2 separate regions of the Homo sapiens genome follow, and region 2 is linked to region 1. A link is a contact called in ENCODE Hi-C or POLR2A ChIA-PET data. All regions are on one chromosome and are shown on one strand. The core of a region is the stretch at or near the end of the contact, and the rest is flanking DNA. Distances in the headings are between cores, read along the strand shown.

Region 1 (3,515 bases), core at 820-3,319:
AAGACTGCGTCTCCCTGGGAAATGGGCAAGTGGCCCCACTCATCCAGGGAAGCCAGGTGGGGAGGCAGGTCCCAGACCAGAATGAAGGGACCCCAGCACAAACACACCCATGAGCTGGGTGGGGCCAGAGCGGAGCGAGCCACCTACCTGGGCCACTGGAGTCACCAAGCCTCCGGAGCCGGCCACTGGAGGTCCGCGTGCCTCCTAAAGACAGAGACAAAGGGCAAAGGTCACACAAGGCCACTGGCGCTCTCCCTCCGGGTGGATGATTAACACCAGGAATGTCCTCGCCTTTGCTCCTGCTGTGAGTTCCAGAGCCAGAAACGGGGCCCATCTGGGGACAGAGGCCCTACTCCCCCAGGTAACCCTGGACGCTGGAGGGATGACAGCCACTGCTGTCTGGCTGCTGGAGGGGCCCTGGGCCAAACCTTCACACACATCCTCCCCCAAGCCCTACTACCCCTGTTTTGCAGATAAGGAATCTGAGTCTCCACAGAGTGTCACTTCCCTGTGGCCACACAGTGAATGAGAGTTGCACACAGGTGAGCCCACGTCCATCAGACTCCAAGCTGGGCTGCACCCAAGCGTGTCTCTGCTGGACGGAGTCTCCTCCTTCCTCCATGTCCACCCGTCTTATGAATCAGGGTTTCCCTACACCAGGGTCTACAACTCACGGGCAGTCCTGACCCAGCCCCCTTCACTCCCAGGGCTGGGTGCAGCCGGGCTGGATTTGGGGATGGAGTGGGACAGGCTATTTTTACCTTTTGCCCCAGGAGGGAACAAAAACAGAACCTCAGATTAATGCAGCCTCCCGCGGCATGCGCTCCCTCTGCCCACACACAGGCCTTGGCCTGGGGCTGCTTGTTGGAGAGGCTCATGGCAGGCAAGTCCTAACTCGAGGAGATTTGCTGAGGTGCTAAGCCAAGCAAACCCGAAAGGCTGCCAGGAGGAGCGGCCCTGGGAGCACAGGCGGCCACCCTATTGCTGTAGAGCACGGCACTCTGGGGATGTCCCCTGGGCAATGCCATACAGCCACCCTTCAGAGAGCTTCAGGGACACATAACCAGCCCAGTCCCACCAACAGTGAGATAAGGGATCAGGCAGACCCAGACACCTCCCTGTATCTGATCACCATGCTGGCTGCTGGTCAAAGATGCCAGTTCCTCCCTGGAACCCTCCAGAAAGGCTCTTGCAGCATCCATCCATCCATCCACCCACTCATTTACTCCATTCACCCATCCATCCATCCATTCACCCATGGACCCCATCCACCCCACCACCCCTCCACACATCCATCCACCCATCCACCCAACCCACCTATTCAGCCCTTCACCCACCCACCCACCCACCAATCCATTCACCTGTCCACCTAATCCACCCATCCATCAACCCATCCACCCATCATCCATCCATCCATCCACCCACCCACCCACCCCCCCACCCACCCACTCATCCTTCCTTCCATCCATTCCACAACCCCACTCCTAAACTGTGACCAGATGGAAATGGGTGCAGCCAGCTTGTTTCTAAAGGCTCAGAGCGGAGGCAGAGTGAACTGCCCATCTGGCCTTCGTGTCCAGCAGCCCAGGCCTGTACACATGTTCCATAACTACAGGACACCAGACTCAGCAACTGGCAGCAGAATGAGCACAGTGTATCCTTCGCGGAACTAGTATTGACAGGGTACCCATCTCTACTAAGCCTGAGCTTCTCTGGTGCTGGAGGGAACCCCCAGATGGGCCCCAATTTTAGTTGAACCCATCCTCCAGGGAAAGCAACACCGTGAGAAATGCGTGTGACACAAGGCTCCAAAGAGGGTGTGGGTCGTGACTCCTGGAGTAACCAGGGAGGCTTCATGGAGGAGATGAGGACAAAGCTGAGCCTTGAAGGAGGGACCGGAGGACGCTGAGCAGGGACACCCACTTCTGCTTGCGAGGGTCTGACGGCAGGCTGTGAGCTGTACCTTAGCTCCGATTCACCCAACCCACAACCCCAGCAGGCAGGTGCTCCCGCCCCATTTCATAGAGGAGGAAGCGAGGCCCAGGGCTGGGCAAACTGCCCAAGGTCGCACAGCTGCGGAATTCACCTCCAGCACCCCCAGCCTGCCCCAGCCATGTCCGTGACCTCACCCAGCATCCTCCTCTTGGTGCCCACTCACTCTGCTCACTGCTAAGCAACAAAAACCCCACCAGGAAAACCCAGGGGTTCCTGGCCAGTCCCTCCAGACAGAAAGGCAGACCTCGGCGCAGATCTCCAGGAAGCAAGGATGGAAGGGCCAGCATCTGCCTCCCAGAAATGACAGCCTCCTTAAGACCAGGAGAGATGGCCCAGAGTGCAGCTCCGGTGGGCTGCCCAGGACCAGGAGGGGAGAGGAGCGGGGAGGAGGATGAACCCCACTCCCAAGGCTGCTGAGTGGCATACAGTGAGCCTGGACCCTCCAGCCCCAGCTGAGCTCACTTCCACGATGGCCATGAGCACCCCCTTCACACACCCGACTGGAAGCCGCACTGCATATAACGCACACGGGGTCACTATCCCCTGTTCCACACATCCCCACGCACACACCATCAGTGCACTACTGGGACATTCTGCTGTCCGGGGCTGAGAGTGAACCAGAACTCTGCCCATAAATCTAGCACACCCCACTGTGGAAACAATGGGGGGTAAGGAGGGGCCGCCCAGCAAAGAACAGGACACACGTTCCTGAGGATGGAGTCACTTCTGGCTGAGACATCTCTGCAGGGGATGCCGGCGACAAAGGCTGCCCTATCCTCCTCCCTGGGCCAGATGGACACCACCCCTGCCTTCTGCCCCCTAGCACCAGGCAAAAGGAAAATAGAAGAGGTTCCATCCAGGTTAAATACCCCAGGGCCTCTTATCCGTAGGAAACATGCTGGCCCACTCTCTCCAAACCCAGCATGGGGGTGGAGAAACGGTGGGGAAAACAGCATCTGTCTCAGATTTCTTGGGTGGAGTTTTTGTTTTATTTACACTGTTTATTTTTCTGATTTCCTAAAATGGGCATCTGGTGCCTGGCAGCCCTTGGCACAGAGAAGACGCAAAGCAAACCGTTCATAAGAAGGGGGCGAGCGCAGCCTGAGCATCCCCTGCTCTTGAACAAATTGCCAGGCTCAGCGCAGCCGCTGCCGCCACTGCTGTTCCCAGGAAGGGACCTCTGGCCACGAGCGGCTCCAGTTCAGCTCCTTGGACCTAATTATTCAGGCCTGTGTCTGAGTCCAGCAAAGAGGTAGCTAGAAAAGTCTCCAAGACATCTAACGATTCCGTGGCTCCAGTTGAGAAGTGAGTTATCTTTATGTGATTTTAAAATAAAACATACTCAGAAGGAGAGAAGACAATTGAAATCTAGCTGTCTGGAGTCATCCCAGATGAAAGTATTTGAGTTTTTGGGAGGCAAAGGAGGCAGGAAAGCCTGGAGTCAGATGATCAGAATTTGAACGCAGACCTCGCCAGGCCCTTGCTGTGGGCCCTGGGAGATGACTTCCATTTCCTGAGTC
Region 2 (3,368 bases), core at 580-3,079, 37 kb before region 1:
TTGGCTAACAGCCACCTTAAAGGGTGTGAAATCATATTTTATTGTGGCTTTGATTTTCATTTCCCTGATGATTAGTGACACTGCGCATCTCTTCCTGTGCTTCTTGGCCATTGGTATGTCTTCTGTGGAAAAATGTCTGTTCACTGGGTTGTTTTTTTTTGTTTTGTGGCTTAGTTGTAGGAGTTCTTTATATATTCTGGATACTAGTCCTTTATCGGATATACGATTTTCAAATACTTTCTTCCATTCTGTGGATTTCCTTTTCACGCCATTGGTAGTATTCCTTGATGCACAAAAGTTTTAAGTTTTGGTGAAGTCCAATTTATCATTTATTTCTTTTGTTGTATTTTCGGTGTCACATCCAAGAAAGCATTGCCAACTCCAATGTCACGAAGCTTTCCTCCTATGTTTTCTTCTAAAGTAGCTGCTTCTCATATTTGCTCTTTCTATACTCCTTAGAGTCCTCTTGCATAAGGCAAAACAAACTCTATCTCTCCACTCTCATTCACAACACTCAGTGCTTCAGCTCTGACACCAGATGTGTGGTTTCCTCCCGCCGACCCCCAAGCAATTCTCCAATACTCAGCAGTCCCCAACTGGGTGTCCTGCAATTCAGTTCAATTCTGACACCAACCAGAGTTAGTGCAGATCCCATAGGTTAAGGGTTCCATCTCACAAGACTGCCCTCAACTTCAGAGATCAGTCGCAAGTGGTAAGACACCAGGTTACCCATAACTTCTGTCTGACTTGGCTACAAATTTGAGGTCTTCACAACTCCCTTCTCAGGTTCAATAATTTGCTTGAGTGACTCACAGAACCCAGGAAATCAGTTTACTTAAAATTGCTGACTTATTACAAATGATATTTCAAAGGATACAAATGAACAGCCAACTGGAAGAGATGCATAAGAAAGGTATGAAGGAAGCGGCATGGAGCTTCCACGGGAGGGTACACTGCCCTCCCAGCACCTGCAGGTATTCAACAACCTGAAACTCTACAAACCTCATCCTTTTGGGTTTTCAGGGAGGCTTCACTACATAAGCATGACATGAAATCTTTGGCCATTGATGATCAACTCAACCTTCATCCCCTCTTGCCTCGCAGGAGGTGGATGGGAAAGGCTGCAAGTTCTAGCCTTCTAATCACAAGGCTGGGTCCCCTGGCAACCAGCCCTTATCCCCAGGCTGTCCAGGAGCCTCCAGCCACCAGTCGCCTCCTTAGCAAACAAAAAGACACCCATCACTTTGGAGATTTCAAGAGTTTTAGGAGCTACATGCCAAACAAAGTTGGGGGACAGAGACTAGATAGATAGATAGATAGATAGATAGATAGATAGATAGACAGACAGACAGACAGATACATTGATTTTTGAGACAGAGTCTCCCTCTGTCATCCAGGCTGGAGTGCAGTAGTGCAATCTCGGCTCACCACAACGTCTGCCTTCCCGGGCTCAAACTATCCTCTCACCTCAACCTCCCAAGTAGCTGGAACCGCAGGCACACACCGCCACGCCAGGATAATTTTTTGTATTTTTGGTAGACATGAGGTTTCACCATGTTGCCCAGGCTGGTCTCAAACTCCTGAGCTCAAGGGATCCGCCTGCCTCAGCCTCCCAAAGTGCTGGGATTACAAACATGAGCCACTGCACCGAGCCCAGCCCAAATACATCTTTCTTATATCACAATGTCACCCCTTTGTGATCCCTTTAATAGTTAACTACCTCTTACAGTTAAGAACACTTTATATTACAAGTTGCTATTCAAATTGCCGGTGTGGTTTTTGTTTCCTGACTGGGCCCTGACTAATGCGCTGAAGCAAGTACAAGGAAGGAAGTAATGAAGATAACAGAGAAACTCAAGGAAATGGACACCAGAAAAGGGGAGTCCAATGCTGGTTCTTTAAAAAGATCTAGATTGATAACCTCCTAGCCAGGCTGCTGATGAGAGGGAGATGGCGAACATAAAGTCACAATAAAAGGAATGAAGTGTTTTCCTTACGGATCCTACCGACATTACAGTGACAAGGAACACAGGCACACCTCATTTCATTGTGCTTCACAGATACTGCACTTTTTACAAATTGAAGGTTCGTGGCAGCCCTGCATCAAGTAAGTCTGCTGGCACCATTTTTCCAACAACATGTTAACACTGTGTCTCTGTGTAGGAGTTTGATGATTCTTGAAATAGTTCAAACTTTTTCATTATTATTATATCTGCTATGGTGATCTGTGATCTCTTTTTTCTTTTTTCTTTCTTTGTTTTTTTTTTTTTGAGACAGAGTCTTGCTCTGTCTGGAGTGCAGCGGCGCGATCTCGGCTCACTGCAAGCTCCGCCTCCCGGGTTCACGCCATTCTCCTGCCTCAGCCTCCCGAGTAGCTGGGACTACAGGCACCCACCACCACGCCCGGCTATTTTTTTCGTATCTTTAGTAGAGACGGGGTTTCATCGTGTTAGCCAGGATGGTCTCAATCCCCTGACCTCATGATCTGCCCGCCTCGGCCTCCCAAAGTGCTGGGATTACAGGCGTGAGCCACTGCGCCCGGCCCTTTTTTTTTTTTTTTGAGATGGAGTCTCGCTCTGTTGCCCAGGCTGGAGTGCAGTGGAGTGCAGTGGTGTGATCTCGGCTCACTGCAACCTCCACCTCCCAGGTTCAAGCGACTCTTCTGCCCCAGCTTCCCCAGTAGCTGGGACTACAGGCACCCGCCACCACGCCTGGCTAATTTTGGTATTTTTAGTAGAGACGAGGTTTCACCATGTTGGCCAGGCTGGTCTCAAACTCCTGACCTCAGGTGATCCACCTGCCTCGGCCTCCCAAAGTGCTGGGATTACAGGCATGGGCCACCGCGCCCAGTGATCAGTGATCTTCAATGCCATTATTGCAGTTGTTTTTGGGGCATGACGAGCCACATCCAGATAAGACAGTGAACTTATTCAATAAACGTTGTATGTTCTGACTGCTCCACTGACTGGCTGTTCCCCGCTCTCTCTCCCTCTGCTCAGGCATCCCTATTCCCTGAGACTCAACAATATTGAAATTAGGCCAATTAATAACCCTACAATGGCCTCTAAGTGTTCAAGTGAAAGGAAGAGTCACCCGTCTCTCACTTTAAATCAAAAGCTAGAAATGATTAAGCTGAGTGAGGAAGGCGTGTCGAAAGCCAAGACAGGCAAAAGTGAGATCTCTTATGCCAAATAGCTAGCCAAGTTGTGAATGCCAAGAAAAAGTTATTGAAAGAAATTAAAAGTGCGATTCCAGTGCACACATGAAGAAGAAGAAAGCAAAACAGCCTTAATGCTGATATGAAGAAAGTTTGAGTGGTCTGGATAGAAGATCAAATCAGCCACAACATTCCCTTAAACAAAAGCCTA

The links. A loop is a pair of places that touch in the nucleus more often than their neighbours do. ChIA-PET counts read pairs that join two places held with the same protein, here RNA polymerase II (POLR2A).
Region 2: a map of breast epithelium shows a loop between it and region 1 (13-fold over the local background). The contact joins two enhancer-like sites. A Hi-C loop is called at or near these places in 1 of 168 maps with a recorded cell type or tissue (breast epithelium) and 1 of 37 single-sample maps with no recorded cell type. POLR2A ChIA-PET finds 5 or more read pairs at or near these places in 6 of 52 experiments (Caco-2, WTC11, activated CD4-positive, alpha-beta T cell and 3 more).

Annotation. Positions count from the first base shown.
Region 1 is chr17:77,303,830-77,307,344 of GRCh38, reverse strand. SEPTIN9 (septin 9) reads right to left here. Exons shown (of 12, transcript NM_001113491.2): 2 at 148-204. Among named protein-coding and RNA genes, the nearest start is that of SEPTIN9-DT, 24 kb to the right of the region's middle. RefSeq lists a cis regulatory region at 220-233 and enhancers at 154-298, 2,736-3,515. Within about 2 kb of position 2,069, at least 3 of the 41 ENCODE cell types and tissues checked have a DNase peak (open chromatin) inside an H3K27ac peak, as active enhancers do.
Region 2 is chr17:77,340,977-77,344,344 of GRCh38, reverse strand. All of the region lies in intron 2 of SEPTIN9 (septin 9), which reads right to left. Among named protein-coding and RNA genes, the nearest start is that of MIR4316, 54 kb to the left of the region's middle. Within about 2 kb of position 1,829, at least 10 of the 41 ENCODE cell types and tissues checked have a DNase peak (open chromatin) inside an H3K27ac peak, as active enhancers do.